Regions from separate parts of the Mus musculus genome. Here region 1 is linked to region 2. Evidence: chromatin loops called from intact Hi-C (ENCODE). Cell type or tissue: left cerebral cortex. All regions are shown on one strand.

Region 1 (5,000 bases), 830 kb before region 2:
AGGGTTTACTCATCATACTTGGAAAATCAGAAAGAATAAGCAGATACTTGCTCATCTTAATAGGCAGTCCTAGAACTGTTTCCTACAAGTCAGTCAGGGGCTTCGGAATCCAATAAAATACTGTGGTAGCCTCGGTTCCAGCCTCAGTTCCATCTTGACTCTTGAACAGCGCAGTTGTCCCGTGGAAGCAGATTCCCATGGTACATCCACAGTGAGAGGGCCACTCAGCTGGCAGTCCAAGCAGAACTTACATGGCAGGGAAATGTGACCACTGTGTGGTCCCACATAAGGCAGCTGAAGATGGCAGCCTAGCTGCAGCTGCCAGTAATATTACTGTGCCAACTTCCCTGCTCAGAAAGAATAGAAATGCCTTATTGCAATTATAAAAGATGCATTCAGAAAGTGCTGGATGCAAACAGATGATCTGATAAACCATCGAGGAGTGGGAAATGGTCACTGTACTGGGAAATCATGAGGTGCCACCCCCACCCCACCCCCTTTACTTTTAAAAAAGGAAGCAGGTGATTCCATAGGGGAAAGAGGGAGCTGCCGAGAGCATGCTCAGGGCATCTCTCTGGGAAGTACTTCAGACACTGGGTCTATCCAGGGAGCAAGCCTGCAGCTGACTAACAAGCAGACTCCCCGCAGCCCAGCTTCTCTCCTCCTCTCCCTTTGTTTCTGGCTCATACCTTCTCTTTGGTGCCAGCTTTTCTAGAATAGTTAGGACTCTTCCATGACGGGCCAACTGAAGCCACTCTGCCAGATTGTCTTGTGATCATACTCTCTCTCATTAGGATGGAAAACCAGGCATAGTGTAGTCTGCAAGAAGACAATTTTGATAAATCTTCATCTAATTACAGCTGCCTCTTTTCCCAAGTCTGTCCTCTTGAATAATAAAATGAAAAGTCACTTGGGCACACTCCCTGCACAAGTGAAAACAAATGGGGTTTCTTCAGTCCGGTGGTATTGTGACAACTGTCCACAATGCACACAGGGTGGCCATCACGCTTACGTCGGGATGACAGAAAACGAAGAGTATTCTACCAGACTTTAGTTTGGAGTGGGTTTTATTGGAGTTGGGGGGCGGTTTACATACTTTTTTTGCTGGCACTCATTTGGAATGGGATGGCTTTGTCACCTTTAATATGGATATACTTAGTCATAAAGGAAATAAGATTTAGCCTCCCCCCCCCCTTTTTTTCCTTCCTTCCTTCCTGGAGAGTTTTCTACACATCCAGACTTCTGCATGACTAGTCTGAGGCTGAGAGATTGTGTGATGTTACCATCGTCTGGTTATGTCAGCCTTCACTCAGCAGGTTCAAAAAAAAAAAATCATTAAAATGGGAATGGTGGGGGAGAAACAATGATTCCTGTTCCTCCTTTCCTCTGAGTGCTTATGGAAGTTCTCATAACTTTTGAGCCGTGTGGCCATATAATCTGATCAGATCCCAGCTACCCAATAGAGAACTCATCAAAATGGATAAAGAAATGAAAATCCCATTGTATTTCATACTCAGTTCCTCTCAAAAAAAAAAAAAAGTCAGTGGCTGTACACCTCATTTTAGAAACCTTTGTCTAAACCATATGACTCCAGCAGGCAGGAGCCAGCAGGCAGCTTCACCTGTAGACTCACCGGTGCCCAGATAGCTTAACCAAATGAAGCTCAAGGCCCCTAAAGCAAAATCCTACAGCACTTGGAAATTGTCAGCCACAGTACAGTGCGAACTTGAACCAAAAAGCTATCGAAGACACCACATATCCATAGCTTTCTTGACTGGCCTCCCCTACTGCTTCATTTGATTTCTCTTGGTTGATGCAGGCTTCCATGGCTGAGAATAGTATACCTCTGTACACTACCGCTTCCATGGGAAATCCCACTCTGGGCAGCCTGGCCAGTGCCATCCGGGAGGAGCTGAACGGGGCCATGGAGCACACCAACAGCAACGAGAGTGACAGCAGTCCAGGCAGATCCCCTATGCAAGCTGTGTGAGTATTGTCTACCCAAAGCTCTCTGTCACCTGACCTCAGTCTCCCGGCTCTTCTCTGGCCCTTCTGGGCACCTTTCCTATCATTTCCGATTTCTTAGGAGCCCTGGAGTCACATGTTGGTGCATACAAGGACTAGTTAGTAATTTTCTCGTAGAAGCAATTGGCTTCATCCACGGTAAGTGCACACAGCAAGAAAATGAGAAGTCTCCTCCATTTTGGGTCTCAGACCATTACTTAATTCACACTGTGATTTTCCTCCTAAAATCACTATACACCTCTTCGAGAAAGCTCACGGTGTGTCCAGCTTCCCGGCAAAGCCAACCAAGCCTGTAAGGAAGCTTGTTTACTTGCTCACGCACTCAGTTTAACCACTTGAGCTCGCCGCAGCATTATTACCAAGCATTAATGATGGCACAAATGAAAGGTGGCATGATTTATAGATTGCTCTTAAAATATCAAAAGGAAAATTAATAGGAGCATTACAGCAGCAGACGGCGGGATAATGAGAGCACATATAACTGAATGAAGCAGTGGGCCATGGTTGCCTGGGATGAATGTGAATGGTAGGTACCAGAGCCACACTAACCTCAGGGAGGCCACCGAGTTGAAACTCGCCCCTTTGTGGCCCCTGCTTCAGAAGAGACACCATGTGATTCCAGATGCTTCAGTGCGCAGTGAACCCAGCTGCGAAGGACCGTCTTCCTTTCAGGGACTCTCTCCAAAACCATAGCCCACTTGAAGTGACTAAACCAATTCAGTGTTTCCACCACTGTCCGCTCCAAGAATAGGCTGCTTGTCTGCACATTCTTTGTGGATTACTGACCAACATCTTATTTTAGGAAATTTGCGTGATGGGGATGGAAAATGTGACCTTTAACAAGTACGGAGAGAATGAACTGGCGTCTAGCGACAAAGGGGGGCAGGGGGATAAATGGGTTCTTCCAGCATGGTGGGCAAACCTGAAGTTTTACTTTCTAGCATTTTAATCCCATGCCCTGGGTGCTCGGAGAGGGGTCTTTAGAGGTAGAAGCGATGGTTTGCGACTTGTGGGCAGAGTCCCCCGAAAATGACACACCAGCATTTTAGGCAAGTGTATGATGCCTTCCCCACGATTGGCACAGAATTTCATCTCCCCTACAGCAAGCTGCTGTTTCTCTGACTCTTTTGTTGCCTCACTGATACTCACCGTGGTGGTGATGTTGTATGTCAGCATCCAGGAAGTTCAGAGCAAACTGTGAGTTGGTAATGTAAGTCACTCCCAGATATTCCCATTGAGAAAGGATATGTGATGTTACCCAGTGGAAGGCACAGTGTTTTCTTAGAGTTCCAACTCCAAGGTATAGTACCTATCTACCTTCCTATCAGTAGAAAAAGTAAATAAAAATTAATTAATTAATTAATTAATTAATTAATTAAAAAGGCCCCCACAGAGAAGCCTCTCAATGAGGGAAGTTCATTTGCTTACCAGGACTGAGCAAACTGCAGACGTAGCAAACATGCAGCCACCATCTTAATGTGCAGCAAAGCAAAAGCCTCACAGCTCGAGGGACAGAAAAAGAGCCCCGAGTGGAGCTATCAGGACGTGATGCCCACACGGCAGGTTTGCGCCCCGTGCCCTGAGGTCCCCTGTGCCGACAACAGCCTCCCTGTGTAGTCAGTACAGCAGCCAGTTAGTCTCACTGACCCCCTTGCTTCCACTAAGTGAGTCTATAATGAGAGATTTCATTCTTGTCCAGCGTGCATTACCCTGCTAGGATGCAAATTGTTTTTTAACCGTTCCAGTCTATTGAAATAAATCAACCCATAAACTTTACAACAAGGCTTACAAGCCACTGTGAGGACGCTGGCCCGCCCGGCACAGAGGCAGCCTTGTGATACAGCGCTCTGCTCTTCACACAAACCACGGTATCGCCTTTCTCTTTCAAAAAGAGAAGAAGGTAGTCGCATAATGACGGTTTGCGGGCAGTGTACTTTCATTCTGGTAGGACCTGAAGGGCCACCACACCAAAGGCCCTGTGCTGTGTGTGTACCCTGAACAGGATCACAATGCCTTTAAAGACTAGTCAGCTATAGTTAAAAATCTCATGTGTTCCCAGAATGGCTTTACAAAAGGACTACTCAGATGTAAGCGGAACAGAGAGATGGTTTGGGCCCCATTATCTGTTAGGAGCCTTTTTGGAAATAGTGGATGCTGGAGAGAAAGGGTGGGTCTGGTGGGGGAAGGCTCAAGAGGGGCACCCATTGTACTGTAGACGGTACACTGAGTATATGCCCAGTGGGGGGGGGGGAAGCCTTTTACAGTGTTCATCTTACAGGAAAGGTCGAAGAATCCTTGCTGTCATGCTGGTGTGGGTTTTCAGGTTGTCACAGTAGATCTAGTTGGTGGCATTGCCTTCCATTTGATGAGAGGCACTGGGATAGACTGTAGATGCAGCAGCACCAGCACCTATGTTTGGGGACAGTGAATATGCAGTGCATTCCGGAGACAACAAACTAGTCTCTGGTGTTGGGGACTCTCTTTGGGGGAACCGTCAGTTGGTCTGTCATTTGGAGCTGGATCTGGAAAGCAGCGATTTACAGTTGCAAAGCAAGAACTTAACCTGAAGACGAGTCTGCTTTCTCTAGGGTTTCTGAGCCTTCCCGCCAAGGCTTTGTGTAACACCATCAGATTGCACCCTGCGAACCAGAGATTAAGTACTAAGTATGATAGCTTTCAAACATCGAAGCACAAAAGTGTTACTCTGGAAAAAAAATAGCAGTTGACCCTCAGTAACTGATTAAAACTAATTTTTTTTTAAAGGGCAAATTCCTGTTGCTGGATATTACTCCACCCACTTTGTTGGTGGTGACTGACAAAGTCACTGTTCTCACTAGTGAAATCAGGAGGCAGACACAGAACTCCACGGTGGTCAGTAAAGCTAGGGGTGCAGGGCAAGGTACCTCGGACTCACACCCCCCCCCACACACAAACACCTGCTCGAGAGGCCACAGGCTGTGTTTCTGAATTAACGC
Region 2 (5,000 bases):
GACAATGCTGCAACAGATGTCCAGACCAATAAACTAAACTCCTTAAGGGCTCTGCTTAATTTGTGTAATTGATCAATTTTGGTTGCATAGGCCTCAGCTCACCAGCGTGTAACTGCTTTCCACAAACGCTTTGCAGTTGGGATTTCGTTCCATATGTTTCAGGAGTTTATGGGCTCTCTCTTTGATAGCACTGCAAACAGAACAGGGTCTGTGGTGACACCTGTTGGCAACAAGCAGGGAAAAACAATGTCACTGGTGCTCAGAATTCACAGCCTTGGCTTATTGACACTTGGGGCCAACTCCTTATGGTGGTGGTTGGGGGGGGGGGGGGTTGTGCTGTGTGTGCATCGTCAGAGCTTTAGTGGTATCCCTAGTCTCTGGTTCCAAATGCTAGATGCACCATGTCCCGGACACATGACAACCTACAGTGTTTCCAGGCTGTTTGAAATATCCCTTCCAGGGCACAGGAGAGGGATAATGGGATGGGCGTCGGGGGTTAATGTGACTCCAGGTAGGAACTCTTACAGTACAATGGATACTTCTCAAAGAGCCACAAACTAGATAGCTAAAGATTAAAAATAACAACAACAAAAAAGGGGGTGGGGCTTGCACAGTCATAGAAGCATGAAAACCTGAGCTGGAGACCCAGACTCCGTGTGGAAAATCGTAGGCATGGTTATGTGCATGCAGAATTCCCGTATGGAAGAAGCAGAAGCAGACTAGAAGTAGCTAACCCATCAGACTAGATCATTACTGCTGCGCTCCAGACCAATGAGAGATGCCGTCTCAAATAAAGGGAACAGCTCCTGGCTAACCGTCAGTTGCCTTCCAACCCCCTCACATCCACCAGCACCCTTACACATGCGTGCATCCTCATATACAAGTTCACCTGCAACTCCCCACATTATAAGCACGAAATAAAAACTGAAAAGAAAATAAACTTTTACCTCACCTTGGCACGTCTCAATCTAATCACAGTTTCACAGGAAACTCGTGGCAACTTCTGCCTGGCCCAGGATACCTGCGGCACGTGCTTCCGGCCCCAGTCTCCTCACGGCACTGGGGTGTGTGGTAATTAAGACATGGGTTTTGAAGCTCAACTCTAAGTGTTCATCACTCACCTATTAAACTTGCCAGAGTTGCTGTGTTAATTATCTCGTTTCCTTGATTTAGCATAATACGGCCTGCAGCCTGTGACAGAAATTAAAGGAAAGACCGGTGACCTCTTTTGTGGTTGTGCTAATAAGTACATGATAATAAATTAGTTTTCAATTTTCAGAAGACTTAACATGGTTTAAAAAAAAAAAAAAGAAGAAGAAGAAGAAAGAAAAGTGGAGCAAGAACGAGATGCACAAAGTTGATACCAGATAGTGGATCAACTCTGAATTTCCTCCACGGAATTTCCCAACCAAGGACAGAGGGAAAGTTAAACAAACTGCACGGTTGCTTTGTTGGCTTGGAACATTGCTGATAATTGTAAAGGAGAGAGAGGCTGAGACCATCCGTGGATATATTAACAATCTATAAAAGCCCATTCGTGCAATTCTTTCTGAGGAGGAAAAGACTTTGAGACACATGCTGAACACAGGCACCCGTAGATACGCCATGCGCAAAAGCCTTTTTTTTTTCCGCGGGAAGACATAACGATTTGAAGTGCTTCTACTAATATGAGAATAAAAACACAGGCAAGGAAATCGCTTCCTCCAGTACCACAGCAGTGCCGTGACTTCTTGGCGTGTTTTGTGTCTCTCTTACATCTGCTCCCTGCCTCTAACAGCTTTCTTCCTTTGGCTGGCAAAACGCAAATAAGAATGTACAGGAAGCCTGGCCCCACTCTGATGTACAATAATATTTAGCTAATTAGAAGAATCCTCCAGCTCATTACGCTAGACAGTAAGAAGGAAGACACCACATGAAAGCGTGACACTTGCTGAGCCCTAGGATGGTGTCAAAGCTGAACTGGCATCACTTTCTCCCATTTCTCTATAAACTTGGTCCGAGTGCAATTTCATTCCTTTTTCCCCACTGGGTTTCACTTTGAGAAGCGATTGCTTGAACACTGTGCCATCTTCTGGCCAGATGGTGAACTGCAGGTTCTTAAAGCTGACAACAACTGCCTTCAGATATAAATTATCATTTTAAGAGAGCATATTAGCTACATTCAAATACAGGCTATTTTATTTCTGATCAGCTTCGATGGACCAGTGTCTTAGTACAGTGCTTTTCTTTGCTCCAAATGTTCAATTAATGTTTAAATCGCACAACTATCTGTCAGAAGCCACAAAAATATTTGCTTGGCTCTTGGAACTAGAGCCCAAACAAGTATGGGAAGTTCTATGACCTTCTGAGATCTTAAAATCTAGTCATATAATTATAAAATGTGAAATATGTGAAATCTGAACAGTACAGATACGGAGTATAAATGACATTTGTGGAAACAAAACAAAACAAAAACAAACAAACAAACAAACACCACAGGGACCTTGTAGGAAAGATATCTTTTGCAAGGAGCTTTGAATGACAACAGAAACACGCTCAAGGTGTGCTGGGTGCTGAGAACCTTACAAACAACACCTTAACTGTCCCTCGAAGCAACCACAGTTTGCTGATACACGTCCTGCAAGGGAGATGAAAAGGCTAACACTCAGGCTGTGCTCTGAACCTATTGTGCGCTGTGCCCCCATGACAGGAGTCAGATTCACAGACAAGAAGACAGATGAGAAGTAGAGTCTGCAAAAGGATGGAGGTGGATGTATCCTGGCTGTCTAGAATTTCCATGTAAGAAGCATTTTTAAAGGAAAATCTGTCTGAGGGAAGTGTGATTGATTGGACTCGGATATGGCTCATGTGTGCCCCCTAATGTTCATGTACTCTAAACTTGGTCTTTTATGTGGAGGCACTGAAAGGTATGGGAACTTGTGACAGCTAGTCTTGGTTGTCAACTTGGCTACATTGGGAATTAACTAAAACCCAAATGGCTGGGAACACCTGTGAGGGACTTTTTTTCCTTAATAAAAGCATTTGAAATGGGAAGACCCACGTTTGATTTGACTCTTCTGAGGTGGAAATGGCCACCTCTCACCTTGGCCATTCCTTCTGATGGCAGCCTGTATAAAGGACATGGAAGAAGAGAGCTTTTGCTCTTTGCCTGCTTGGTCTAGCTCTCTCTGCTAAGTCCTTCACTGGCATTAGTAGAAATAGAATTTCTACTTCTTTGGAATGCTGGCATATCCTGAAGACCAGCTGGGATATCTAGCCTCATGGACAAAACAACTACTGGATCCTTGGACATTTGGAGACAGCCATTGTAGGACTAGCTAGACCACAGCCTGTAAGATATTTTAATGATCTACCCCCTCTATCCAGATATAGACTGAGATAGATGATATAGATAGATTCAATCTAGAAGTTCTATTCTGCTAGAGAACACTGACTACTAAAGACCTTTAAAGACATAGAACTAGTATAAGGTAAGTATGTCACTTAGGAGTCACCCATGGAATGGATTGATGTAGCTCTCATAAGACCTCAGTTAGTTCTTTTGAGAGTGAGCTGTTATTAAAAAGTAAACAAAACACAGACCTTAAGTTTTGTGTTTATATTTGTTTGTTTTCATGTCACTGAAGGTCCTTTACGAGACAAACAGGTTATCTCCAAAACTATAGGCTTTAAAAAAAAACAAATACACAACCTCAGGTATTTTTTTATAGCAGCATGAAACAGACCAATACAGTGCTAAGCAACTCAATTGTGGCTGTGTTTCTGGAGGAAGCCCACAGATCTGAACTCGATAAAGGAAGAACACCGATGGGCATCATGAGAAGGGCTGACTGTCAAGGTACTCGTGGCTGCTGCCACTGGGACTATGCACCTCTGCATATTAAAGAAGAGCAAGAAACCCTATGAAAGTGTCTTCGTGGTTCAAGGCAATCACAGGAAACCCATCTGTAGGCAGGTTGGAAAAAAAGCACAGAGAGAGAGAGAGAGAGAGAGAGAACACAGAAATGTTCACAAAGTTGCATTGAGTGGGGAGATACAATTCATGTAGAATAATGATCCTATGCAGATACTGTAGAAAGTTCATCTGTTCTCAAAGAGAGGAGAAAAGGAAAGGTGGGAAGAAGCGGGGAGATAAAAGATCCGCTGCCAATGAAGACATTTGTCAAGGAGAAGGAATGAGAGGAGCCACGGTGGGAAAGCAGTACAAAGAACATGGTGGGGGCAAGGGCAGAAGCTGGGGTCCCTAGTAAAGGATAAAGAACTTCCAGGTAGTTCTGTGCTCGTGCTTAAGAGCAGATTCACACACGGAAACAGAAAGCAGGAGGTGAAATGAAAGTTTCAGAAATAAGAGAAAACGCACACTTTAGAGGCACTATGTTCCAGAAGCTATGGCAGAATATCCAACTTGCAACTGGAGTCGATACTCACAGCTTGCTTTGGAGGGGATAGGGGTGTTATGCCTGAAGTCACAGATGTGGAAGTCATTAACACCGGAGCCAGAAAGGAAGGCATATGAATTATTAGGAAGAAACCGGGCAAGAAAACAGGGCTTGAAACAGAAAAGATACTAGAGAGGACAGAAAAATCAAAATGGCTGATGTGTACTAGGGGACTGGGTCGCTGAGAATACATTTTCTTTGTAACTGACATTCATGAATTCAGTATCCACTGTGTGTCAGTCACAGTTTTATGGCTGTAGCTAAAACACAGAGACAGCTAAGTCTGTTTCCTCACTGGGCTTAGGTTTTAAGAAAATGGAGAGAGATAATAAAGAAAATAGTATATTAAGTGTAACCATACAGACTTGCAAGTGTAGCCAAAAAGGGCTTCAAGCACTCTATATTGCCCAGGTTGAGTTTAAACTTCCAATCCTCCTGCCTCCACCACCCATGTGCTAGGAACATAAGCATGTGCCACCATGCCTGTTTTGGACAGTGCTGGGTATTGAACCCAAGACCTTGTGCATGCTGAGTGATGCTCTACCAACTGAGCAGCACCCC

Evidence for each region. Hi-C counts contacts between places; a loop is a spot of excess contacts. Peaks named below come from ENCODE experiments on the same cell type or tissue, not always from the same donor. Only the 100,000 strongest peaks of a DNase experiment are listed, where the experiment ranks them.
Region 1: it touches region 2 in a loop (3-fold over the local background); 2 of 42 quality-filtered maps call a loop at or near these places.

The regions. Positions count from the first base shown.
Region 1 is chr6:98,932,260-98,937,259 of GRCm38, reverse strand. Foxp1 (forkhead box P1) reads left to right here. Exons shown (of 19, transcript NM_053202.2): 18 at 1,820-1,986. Among named protein-coding and RNA genes, the nearest start is that of Gm38865, 190 kb to the left of the region's middle. In left cerebral cortex, no CTCF peak of the experiment used is centred here; DNase peaks (open chromatin) are centred at 275, 666 and 2,764; H3K27ac peaks cover 581 bases.
Region 2 is chr6:98,102,491-98,107,490 of GRCm38, reverse strand. No RefSeq gene overlaps it. Among named protein-coding and RNA genes, the nearest start is that of Gm32592, 120 kb to the left of the region's middle. In left cerebral cortex, CTCF peaks have their summits at 230 (motif pointing left), 2,076 (motif pointing left) and 2,853; DNase peaks (open chromatin) are centred at 42, 2,056 and 2,799; H3K4me3 peaks cover 787 bases; H3K27ac peaks cover 530 bases.